3 separate regions of the Homo sapiens genome follow, and regions 1 and 2 are each linked to region 3. A link is a contact called in ENCODE Hi-C or POLR2A ChIA-PET data. All regions are on one chromosome and are shown on one strand. Each heading gives the region's core, a stretch centred on a gene start or an enhancer-like site at or near the end of the contact. The rest is flanking DNA. Distances are from core to core; before and after follow the strand shown.

The links. A loop is a pair of places that touch in the nucleus more often than their neighbours do. ChIA-PET counts read pairs that join two places held with the same protein, here RNA polymerase II (POLR2A). Pooled maps may share reads with other maps.
Region 1: a map of mammary epithelial cell shows a loop between it and region 3 (2.7-fold over the local background). The contact joins the promoter of CDH1 here to the promoter of CDH3 in region 3. A Hi-C loop is called at or near these places in 1 of 168 maps with a recorded cell type or tissue (mammary epithelial cell). POLR2A ChIA-PET finds 5 or more read pairs at or near these places in 9 of 52 experiments (A673, Caco-2, IMR-90 and 5 more).
Region 2: a loop to region 3 is called in a map of mammary epithelial cell, with 2.9 times the contacts of the local background. The contact joins the enhancer-like site here to the promoter of CDH3 in region 3. A Hi-C loop is called at or near these places in 1 of 168 maps with a recorded cell type or tissue (mammary epithelial cell) and 5 of 50 pooled maps. POLR2A ChIA-PET finds 5 or more read pairs at or near these places in 9 of 52 experiments (A673, GM12878, IMR-90 and 6 more).

What each region holds. Positions count from the first base shown.
Region 1 is chr16:68,735,937-68,739,512 of GRCh38, forward strand. It overlaps CDH1 (cadherin 1), which reads left to right and starts at 1,356. Exons shown (of 16, transcript NM_004360.5): 1 at 1,356-1,527; 2 at 2,361-2,475. The coding sequence starts at 1,480. RefSeq lists an enhancer at 377-521, a cis regulatory region at 449 and a silencer at 1,402-1,471.
Region 2 is chr16:68,754,942-68,758,428 of GRCh38, forward strand. The region is part of intron 2 of CDH1 (cadherin 1); the gene reads left to right. Among named protein-coding and RNA genes, the nearest start is that of CDH1, 19 kb to the left of the region's middle. RefSeq lists enhancers at 1,586-1,730, 1,724-1,823, 2,315-2,459, 2,504-2,553 and cis regulatory regions at 1,658, 2,387. Within about 2 kb of position 1,955, at least 16 of the 41 ENCODE cell types and tissues checked have a DNase peak (open chromatin) inside an H3K27ac peak, as active enhancers do; they include GM12878 and mammary epithelial cell, where a contact is called at or near this core.
Region 3 is chr16:68,643,165-68,646,881 of GRCh38, forward strand. CDH3 (cadherin 3) reads left to right here and starts at 2,146. Exons shown (of 16, transcript NM_001793.6): 1 at 2,146-2,260; 2 at 2,472-2,586. The coding sequence starts at 2,216. CDH3-AS1 (CDH3 antisense RNA 1) reads right to left here and starts at 3,037. Exons shown (of 2, transcript NR_186394.1): 1 at 2,816-3,037; 2 at 1,084-2,576. RefSeq lists an enhancer at 2,126-2,650.

The DNA.
Region 1 (3,576 bases), core at 106-2,605, 92 kb after region 3:
CCATGCCTGGCCCTATTGTTACTATTTTTACCCCTCACTTCTGTACAGAGCATTTATGGCTCAAGAAACATTTGTCATTTTAATTGTATGGGAGTCCCACAACAGCATAGGGAGACATTTCTGATCATTATTCCCATTAGGAGGGTGGAGAAACTGAGGCTTTGGGAGGTGGTCCTGACCTAGGGAATCAATTTGCTGACTCACTAACCCATGAAGCTCTACAGTTAAAAAAGACTAGATTAAAAAATGAGAACTCAGTAAAGGGGCTGAGGCAGGAGGATCGCCTGAGTTCAGAAATTTGAGATCAGCCTCGGCAACATAGTGAGATCCCCTCTCTAGAAAAATTTTTTAAAAAATTAGGCCGCTCGAGGCAGAGTGCAGTGGCTCACGCCTGTAATCCAACACTTCAGGAGGCTGAAGAGGGTGGATCACCTGAGGTCAGGAGTTCCAGACCAGCCTGGCCAACATGGTGAAACCCCGTCTGTACTAAAAATACAAAATTAGCCGGTGTGGTGGCACACGCCTGTAGTCCCAGCTACTCAATAGGCTGAGACAGGAGAGTCTCTTGAACCCGGCAGGCGGAGGTTGCAGTGAGCCGAGATCGTGCCACTGCACTCCAGCCTGGGCAAGACAGAGCGAGACTCCGTCTCAAAAAATACAAACAAAACAAACAAACAAAAAATTAGGCTGCTAGCTCAGTGGCTCATGGCTCACACCTGAAATCCTAGCACTTTGGGAGGCCAAGGCAGGAGGATCGCTTCAGCCCAGGAGTTCGAGACCAGGCTGGGCAATACAGGGAGACACAGCGCCCCCACTGCCCCTGTCCGCCCCGACTTGTCTCTCTACAAAAAGGCAAAAGAAAAAAAAATTAGCCTGGCGTGGTGGTGTGCACCTGTACTCCCAGCTACTAGAGAGGCTGGGGCCAGAGGACCGCTTGAGCCCAGGAGTTCGAGGCTGCAGTGAGCTGTGATCGCACCACTGCACTCCAGCTTGGGTGAAAGAGTGAGACCCCATCTCCAAAACGAACAAACAAAAAATCCCAAAAAACAAAAGAACTCAGCCAAGTGTAAAAGCCCTTTCTGATCCCAGGTCTTAGTGAGCCACCGGCGGGGCTGGGATTCGAACCCAGTGGAATCAGAACCGTGCAGGTCCCATAACCCACCTAGACCCTAGCAACTCCAGGCTAGAGGGTCACCGCGTCTATGCGAGGCCGGGTGGGCGGGCCGTCAGCTCCGCCCTGGGGAGGGGTCCGCGCTGCTGATTGGCTGTGGCCGGCAGGTGAACCCTCAGCCAATCAGCGGTACGGGGGGCGGTGCCTCCGGGGCTCACCTGGCTGCAGCCACGCACCCCCTCTCAGTGGCGTCGGAACTGCAAAGCACCTGTGAGCTTGCGGAAGTCAGTTCAGACTCCAGCCCGCTCCAGCCCGGCCCGACCCGACCGCACCCGGCGCCTGCCCTCGCTCGGCGTCCCCGGCCAGCCATGGGCCCTTGGAGCCGCAGCCTCTCGGCGCTGCTGCTGCTGCTGCAGGTACCCCGGATCCCCTGACTTGCGAGGGACGCATTCGGGCCGCAAGCTCCGCGCCCCAGCCCTGCGCCCCTTCCTCTCCCGTCGTCACCGCTTCCCTTCTTCCAAGAAAGTTCGGGTCCTGAGGAGCGGAGCGGCCTGGAAGCCTCGCGCGCTCCGGACCCCCCAGTGATGGGAGTGGGGGGTGGGTGGTGAGGGGCGAGCGCGGCTTTCCTGCCCCCTCCAGCGCAGACCGAGGCGGGGGCGTCTGGCCGCGGAGTCCGCGGGGTGGGCTCGCGCGGGCGGTGGGGGCGTGAAGCGGGGTGTAGGGGGTGGGGTGTGGAGAAGGGGTGCCCTGGTGCAAGTCGAGGGGGAGCCAGGAGTCGTGGGGACGATCTTCGAGGGAAGGAGAGGGGCATCCGTAGAAATAAAGGCACCTGCCATGCCAAGAAAGGTCGTAAATAGGAGTGAGGGTCCCGGGGATAAGAAAGTGAGGTCGGAGGAGGTGGGAGCGCCCCTCGCTCTGAGGAGTGGTGCATTCCCGGTCTAAGGAAAGTGGGGTACTGGAGAATAAAGACATCTCCAATAAAATGAGAAAGGAGACTGAAAGGGAACGGTGGGCTAGGTCTTGAGGGGGTGACTCGGCGGCCCCCTCCCGGGAGTTCCTGGGGGCTCGGCGGCCGTAGGTTTCGGGGTGGGGGAGGGTGACGTCGCTGCCCGCCCGTCCCGGGGCTGCGGGCTGGGGTCCTCCCCCAATCCCGACGCCGGGAGCGAGGGAGGGGCGGCGCTGTTGGTTTCGGTGAGCAGGAGGGAACCCTCCGAGTCACCCGGTTCCATCTACCTTTCCCCCACCCCAGGTCTCCTCTTGGCTCTGCCAGGAGCCGGAGCCCTGCCACCCTGGCTTTGACGCCGAGAGCTACACGTTCACGGTGCCCCGGCGCCACCTGGAGAGAGGCCGCGTCCTGGGCAGAGGTGAGGGCGCGCTGCCGGTGTCCCTGGGCGGAGTAGGGAGGGGTTGGAAAGGGGCCGAGAAATTGCACTCCCACACCCCTGGGTTGCAATGGGCAAGCTCCCTCCTTGGCTCAAACGACACCCCTTGGAATTTACGCAGATTTGGGGATCCAAACGTTTACGACTGAACACTGTGGTGGAGGGGGTAACCCTGCCTGGTTGTTGACTATGTTATAAAGAAGAGGAGGTTGAGGGCACTTACTAGAAGCCTTCGTATTTCTCTTATTGCCCTCAGCACTGTAGAGACAGTCTCTCATTTCAGACTGCAAAAACCTGGTGGGTGGGAAGGCCTGGCAGGAGTATTCCCGTTTTACAGTTGAGCAAACCGAGGCTAAGAGAGTGACGTCCACTTGCTCAGGGTCAGCAGAGCAGATATCTGAACTGGGATCTGACTCCCAGGCCCCATTAAGCACCATCTCTGGGATGACTGAAGAGCAGCCCTCTCTTGGTTACTGGGCTGTGGCTTTTGTTTACAGATATAAAAGCTTTTTTTTTTTTTTTTTTTTTTTTTTTTAAAGACAGGGTCTTGCTCTGTTGCCCAAGCTGGAGTGCAGTGGCACAATCATAGCTTACTGCAGCCTCCATCCTCTGGGCTCAAGTGATCCTTCCCATCTCAGCCTCCCTAGTAGCTGGTTATCATGGGCATGTGCCACCACACCTGGATAATTTTAACTTTTTTTTAGGCTGGGCGCAGTGGCTAACGCCTGTAATCCCAGCACTTTGGGAGGCCGAGGTGGGCGGATCACAAGGTCAGGAGTTCGAGACCAGCCTGGCCAACATGGTGAAACCCCATCTCTACTAAATAAAAATATAAAAATTAGCCGGGCATGGTGGCGTGTGCCTGTAATCCTAGCTACTCAGGAGGCTGAGGCAGGAGAATTGCTTAAACCCAGGAGGCAGAGGTTGCAGTGAGCTGAGATAGTGCCACCGCACTCCAACCTGGGTGACAGAGCAAGACTCCGTCTCAAAAAATAAATAAAAAATAAATTTTTTTTTAGAGACAGGAGTCTCTCCATGTTGCCCATGCTGGTGTTGAACTCTTGGGCTCAAAGGATCCTTCTG
Region 2 (3,487 bases), core at 705-3,204, 110 kb after region 3:
GAAGGATGGCATTTGTGTAAAGAAGAAGAAGTGAGGTGCTCAATAGATGTTAGAACTGGACTGTGTCAGCTGGGTGTGGTGGTTTATGACTGTAATCCCAAGCCAAGGCAGGTAGATCTCTTGAGCCCAGGAGTTCAAGACCAGCCTGGGCATGATAGAACCCCGCCTCTACAAAAAATCCAAAAATTAGCCAGGTGTAGTGGCATATGCTTGTAGTCCCAGCTACTTGGGAGCTGGGGTGAGAGGATCACTTGAGCCTGGGAGGTTGAAGCTGCCTGGGAGGTTTAGCCATGATCGTACCACTGCATTCCAGCCTGGGTGACAGGGCAAGACTCTGTCTCAAAAAAAAAAAAAAAAAAAAAATAGAATTGGACTGTATCTTGAGGGGACTGGACTTCTACATTCAAGTCTATATTCATGTCATTGAAAAAGACTGTTCTCTAGTCAGGCATTTTTCTTTTAATTTTTAAATTTTTTGTTAAAATAAATAGAGAGGGTCTTGTTACGTTGCCCAGGCTAGTCTCGAACTCCTGAGCTTAAGCAATACCCCCGCCTTGGCCTCCCAAAGTGCTAGGATTACAGGTCTGAGCCACCATGCCCGGCCAGGCCAGGCATTTTCTAGAGAAGGAATCCTGAGGGCTCATTTTCACATCTCCTTCATTTTTTATTTATTTATCTTTCTCTTTTGACCTGCCACTTTAGGAACATCTCCTTTAAAGGGTATCAGATTCAAACCAGGAAATAATGCTCATTCCAAGCCACTCCCCACCCCTCAGCATGTTGCCCAAGAGGAATATTGCTCCAGCAGAGTTTTCTAAATTTTTTTTTTTTTTTTTTTTGAGACAGAGTCTTGCTCTTGTTGCCCAGGCTAGAGTGCAGTGGCCTGATCTCGGCTCATTGCAACCTCTGCCTCCCGGGTTCAAGCGATTCTCCCACCTCAGCCTCCGGTGTAGCTGGGATTACAGGCATGTGCCACCACACCTGGCTACTTTTTGTATTTTTCGTAGAGACGGGGTTTCACCATGTTGGCCAGGCTGGTCTCCAACTCCTGACCTTAGGTGATAAGCCCTCCTCGGCCTCCCAAAGTGCTGGGATTACAGGCATGAATGAGCCACTGTGCCTAGCCGAGTTTTCTAAAGATTCTTCCTGCAGAGGGATGATATTTTCTAAACAGGCATCATTTAGGGCATATTTTTTTTTTTTTTTTGTGCATGTATACGAGTGTTCCTAGGACCTGGTACTTACTTTGGAATCTCACCTTCAGTACGAGGCTTCCTCCCCAACAAATTCTTCACCACAACTATGTGGGAGTGTTTGAAAAAGGGAACAAGATGACCAACTTGTTGGTGGGGAGAGTTGTGGCTTTCCTATTGGAAAACATCATCCCTTGAATAAGCAGTGAGGCAAACACCTGGGCACTTACTTTATGAACAGGTGGGGTGGGGCCCTGAGTCACCGACATTGAGAGGCCTCTCCTGGTAAGGTTTTTCAATATCAGGTTGAATCAGCGGTGACATCACCCTCTATAGTGACAGGTACTCTAGGTGCCGGCTCTTACTCATAAGTCCCAGGAGATACTAGCCCTAGATCTCGTCTCTGTTAGCTTCGTGCTAAAAGGTTTTGGAGAAATAACAGCTGCTTGGTGACGTTCATGTGGCTGGTTTCATTACCACCTAACTCCCAGGCTTGTAATCATGACTAAATTTTCTGGAGAAAATAGAATTTGTGGTTGTATTTCTTGTAACTTTTGCCTTCTTGTCTCAAGTCTGCATTTAAAAAGAGGCCGGGTGCGGTAGCTCATGCCTGTAATCCAGCACTTCGGGAGGCCAAAGTGGGAGGATTGCTTGAGCCCAGAAGTTGGAGACCAGATTGGGCAACAAAGGGAAACCCTGTCTCTACATACAAAAACAATTACCCAGGCATGGTGGCGTGTGCCTGTGATCCCAGCTTCATGGGAGGCTGAGGCAGGTAGATCCCTTGAGTCCAGGAGGTTAAGGCTGCAGTGAGCTGCGTTTTGCACCACTGCACTCCAGCTTGGGTGACAGAGCGAGACGCTCTCTCAAAAACAAAAAACAAAACAAAACAAAGCCCTCTTCTACTCCTTGAGGTTTTTGGATGTTTCAGAGCTGTATTTTGAGTCTCTGATTTTTGTTTTGTTTTGTTTTGAGACAGAGTCTTGCTCTGTCACCCAGGCTGGAGCGCAGTGTTGGAGTCTCAGCTCACTGCAACCTCCACCTCCCAGGTTCAAGCTATTCTCCTTCCTCAGCCTCCCGAGTAGCTGGGATTATAGGCCAGCGCCACCATGCCCGGCTAATTTTTGTATTTTTAGTAGAGACAGGGTTTCACCATGTTGGCCAGGCTGGTCCTGACCTCAAGTGATCCGCCCACCTTGGCCTCCCAAAGTGCTGGGATTACAGGTGTGAGCCATGGCAACCAGCTGAGTTTTTGATTTTGAAACTTCCTGTAAGTTGTACTTATTTTTCTTTGGGCTTTGTAATTTGGTTATGATTTTTCATTCTTCTTTCTGCTAATCCTCTCACTTCCACCATGGGAGTGTTTAAATACCTGGGAAGCTGTTGAACCTAGGAAACCACATTTTACTTGCCAGATGTGAGGTTTCATTTCTGGTTTTGACAGAGATTTGACTCTTCAGCATTTATTTCTCTTTTAGCCTATGAGCTTCTCTTAGAGAAGATGAACTGGGAGGGTGGAATGCAGCAGGATTGCCTGGATTCCAATCCCAACTGGACCCTTACTTTTCCTGTGATTTTGGGCAAGTTTCTTTCTCTTTCTTTCTTTCTCTCTCTCTTTTTCTTTCTCTCTCTCTCCTTCCTTCCTTCCTTCCTTCCTTTCTTTCTTTCTTTTTTTTGAGACAGGGCCTTTTTCTGTCACCCAGGCTGGAGTGGAGTGGTACAATTTTGGCTCACTGCAACCTCTGCCTCCTGGGCTCAAGTCATCCCCATCCTCCCACCTCAGCCTCCCAAGTAGCTGGGACTACAGGTGCATGCCACCACTCCAGGCTAATCTTTTTTTTTTTTTTTTTTGTATTTTTTGTAGAGACGAGGTTTTGCCATGTTGCCCAGGCTGGTTTTGAACTCCTGAGCTCAAGCCATCTGCCCGCCTCAGCCTCCCAAAGTGCTGGGATTACGGATGTGAGTTGCTGCACTGGCCTGCAAGTTTCTTTCTTTTTTTTCAAATTTTTTTGTGTCCCTCCCCTCTATCCCAACCCCACCCCATTTTGCCTAGGGTAGGCTTCTTTTTATTTCTTTTTTTTTTTTTTTTTTTTTTTTTTTGAGAGAGAGAGAGAGAGAGAGACCCAAATGGGAATTCCCTAGGGCCAGTTTCTTAATCTTTCTGTGCCTCAGTCCCCTCACCTGTACAAAGGGGATAAACATAGCCCCTACCACAAAGGATTGCAATGAGGATTCAATGAGTTAGCATGTGCGAAGTGCTTCCAGTGCCTGGTACGTAGCAACCACTCTTCATT
Region 3 (3,717 bases), core at 896-3,395:
CTTGCTGTGTGCCAGATATGATGTTTAGCGTTTTAAACCTTCTAATTTATTTAATACTCATCTATGAGAGGGTAAAATACTAAGATCATAACAGCCCCATTTGACAGATGCAGAACTGAGGCCCAGGGGGTTTATTTTACTTCCCCGAGGCTTCAGCGCTACTAAGGGGTGGGACCTGGATTTGAACCCAGGTGGGGCCGGCCTTAAGGGCCCATGCTAGGCCTGAGAGAGCAAGACCCCCACCCTCGCAACGCAAGCAATCCATGGCTTAGCCACAGGCCTGGCGGGGAGGAGGACGGATAGATTACCAGGTTAGCCCTGGAAGGTCAAAGAATCTGTCATTTAAAACTCCAGGCTGGGCCCCGTTTCTCACGCCTGTAATCCCAGCACTTTAGGAGGCCAAGGGAAGCGGATCACTTGAGGTCGGGAGTTCGAGACCAGCCTGGCCAATATAGCGAAATCCCGTCTCTACTAAAAATACAAAAATTAGCCTGGTGTGGTAGTGGGCGCCTGTAGTCCCAGCTACTCGGGAGGCTGAGGCAGGAGAGTCGCTTGAACCTGGGAGGCGGAGGTTGCAGTGAGCAGAGATGACGCCACCGTACTGGACGACAGTGAGACTCCATCTCAAAAAAACAAACAAAACAAAAAAACCTCTCCAGTCTCCAGTCCGTTCCTCAAACCCCTAAATCTGAGCTGGGGACGGGGAGGGAGAAGGACCAGGAGGTGGCATCCAGGGCTTCTCAAGGCAGCAGCAGAAGGTGAAGGAGGAGTGAGGGGACAGGTGAGAGAGACTGACCGGGAAAGCTCAGCTCCGTGGGGAAGGGCTTGTGGGGTAGTGATTGAGACTCAGGACCGTTTTCATGGCCAGAGCCCACTTGTGTGCAGCAAGAGGAAAGCACTTCGTGTCTAACGTAGTGGAATGAGAGTAACGTAGAAGAACAACGAATCCCAGGTCTGGCGTTTATCTCCTAGGAAGGGTGTGGGAGAGCTGTTTTCCAAGGGAGACTCTCTGGAGGCTGCTTTGCGCAGCAAGCAGTTTTTACCCAGATTATATACAGTATTTCAGACCAATTTCAAAACCTCTGCGTTTTAAAAATTGTCTTTATTTACATTTTACAGAAAGTTGAGAAAGTGTTATTTATATGGGGGGTAGGGGTGCTGGAGATTATGAGACTAATAACAACCCTCTTAGCTCGCACCCTTTGGCACCACTACAGCTTCCAAACTCTGGGACTTTCTCGACTAGCTTCCCTTTGTTTAGCTGTGAAATGGAAGAAGCGGTCCGGGTGTGGCGGCTCATGCCTGTAACCTGAGCACTCTGGGAGGCGGAGGATCGCTTGAGTCCAGAAGTTCAAGACCAGCTTGGGCAACATAGGGTGACCCTCCACCCTCCCCCCGCCCCACCACATCGCTACAAAAAATTTTTAAAAATTAGCCGGGTGTGGTGGCGCAAGCCTGTAGTCTCAGCGGGAGCTGAGGGAGGAGAATCGCTTCAGCCCGGGAGGTCGAGGCTGTAGTGAGCCGAGATCGCGCTACTGCACTCCTGGGCGACAGAGCGAGACCCTGTCTCCAAAAAAAAAAAAAAAAGAAAAAAGAGGAAGTTGTATCCAATTCAGAAACGCGGTCCTTCGGGACCTGCTAGTTTTATACCCCGGAGGATCCTCCCCGGCGGGCTGGCACGGGAGGTGGAGAAAGAGGCTTGGGCGGCCCCGCTGTAGCCGCGTGTGGGAGGACGCACGGGCCTGCTTCAAAGCTTTGGGATAACAGCGCCTCCGGGGGATAATGAATGCGGAGCCTCCGTTTTCAGTCGACTTCAGATGTGTCTCCACTTTTTTCCGCTGTAGCCGCAAGGCAAGGAAACATTTCTCTTCCCGTACTGAGGAGGCTGAGGAGTGCACTGGGTGTTCTTTTCTCCTCTAACCCAGAACTGCGAGACAGAGGCTGAGTCCCTGTAAAGAACAGCTCCAGAAAAGCCAGGAGAGCGCAGGAGGGCATCCGGGAGGCCAGGAGGGGTTCGCTGGGGCCTCAACCGCACCCACATCGGTCCCACCTGCGAGGGGGCGGGACCTCGTGGCGCTGGACCAATCAGCACCCACCTGCGCTCACCTGGCCTCCTCCCGCTGGCTCCCGGGGGCTGCGGTGCTCAAAGGGGCAAGAGCTGAGCGGAACACCGGCCCGCCGTCGCGGCAGCTGCTTCACCCCTCTCTCTGCAGCCATGGGGCTCCCTCGTGGACCTCTCGCGTCTCTCCTCCTTCTCCAGGTACTCCACAGCCTCGCCGTGGCCCCGACCGGGACCGCTCCCTGGGGGGCGGGCGGGGTCCGCATGGGGCAGTGGCGTCGGGGAGAGCGCGGGGCTGCGCTCCCTGGGGCCAAGGGAGTCCCGGAAGGCCCGTGAGGACCCTGCGGTGTGGGGAGTGCAGGGCCGGGCACGCCTGGACCCAGCCTCCTTCACTCTCTGCCCTCGGGCGCAGGTTTGCTGGCTGCAGTGCGCGGCCTCCGAGCCGTGCCGGGCGGTCTTCAGGGAGGCTGAAGTGACCTTGGAGGCGGGAGGCGCGGAGCAGGAGCCCGGCCAGGCGCTGGGGAAAGGTAAGATCCTCAGGGTGGAACCGCAGGGTAGGGGCCGCACGTGACCATTTTGGTGTGGACCGCGCGAGGGGTGTTCGGGCCGGGGCAAGGGACTCCTGGCGCCACCTCAGTTCCCGGGGAGGCGCAGAACGCGCCTCGGGGGCTGGGATTGGGGGTGGTGGCTGACGGAGAAGGCTGGGCAGCAGAGCGCCTATGACATCCAGCCCCTTGTCCGGTAGCCACTGCTTACCTTGACCCCCTCCTCCGAGATGCCGGATGGCTGAGCCCCTCACCCAGTCTCGACGTGGGAAGTTCTCCCCCGCTGGCCCCAGCAGAGGAATGCGCCGGCCACATTCTTCCCCCAACCCGCGCGCAGGTGTGGGGATGAGCCGTGCCCCGGGCAGCCCCCTTCGCCCCTCTCGGGCCCCCTTTGTGAACCGTGCTTTGTGTCTCCGACAGACAGACCGGGTCTGTTTCTTTTCTCCGAGCTTCCCTACCCCGCCCCCCTTCTTCCTCGGCAGCTGGAATGCACTCTTAACCCTGCTCTTCCCGGAGGGCCTGCGCCCTTGTAGCCTGCCTGGAAACTGGGCCCTGGCACACCTGGGCTGGGGCCATCACGTACGGGAACCACCCCGCCCCCAGCGTCTGGGGCCTGGGATGCTAGGTCACTGGGGGGAGTTTGAGGGGGACAGTGTCCCAAGCTGGCAGGCCTGGGGCTATGGGGGCGATGGACGGGAGATCAAAGCACATTTTTGATCCCTCAGTTACTCCTACCCCCCCCCTCCCCGCCCCAAGTTCAAAAACCTGAGGGGGTGGGCGGTGCAACGTTAGTGAGGAGAACCAGTGTGTTATGAGACCCAGGCGGTTGGTTGCTGGCTAGTGGAGGGCTTTCTCCCTCTAGGTTAAGAGGACAATGGATGGGGGCTCCAGCAAGGGTTGAAACCTAGTTCTTAAACGGGTATAACCCTGGATCCTTGGGTCGGGTTTCAGAGGATCCTTACACTGAAATTTTTGGGAACTTGAGTATTCATTTTTAGGGGGAAGGAACCGTGGCTTACCTGGCCTTCAAAACACTGAGAACCCTTGCTACCTAGCATTCTTCTAAAGTCTCCATCAACTTATCCCTCACCCCAGGCACAAACTCCCACTGCT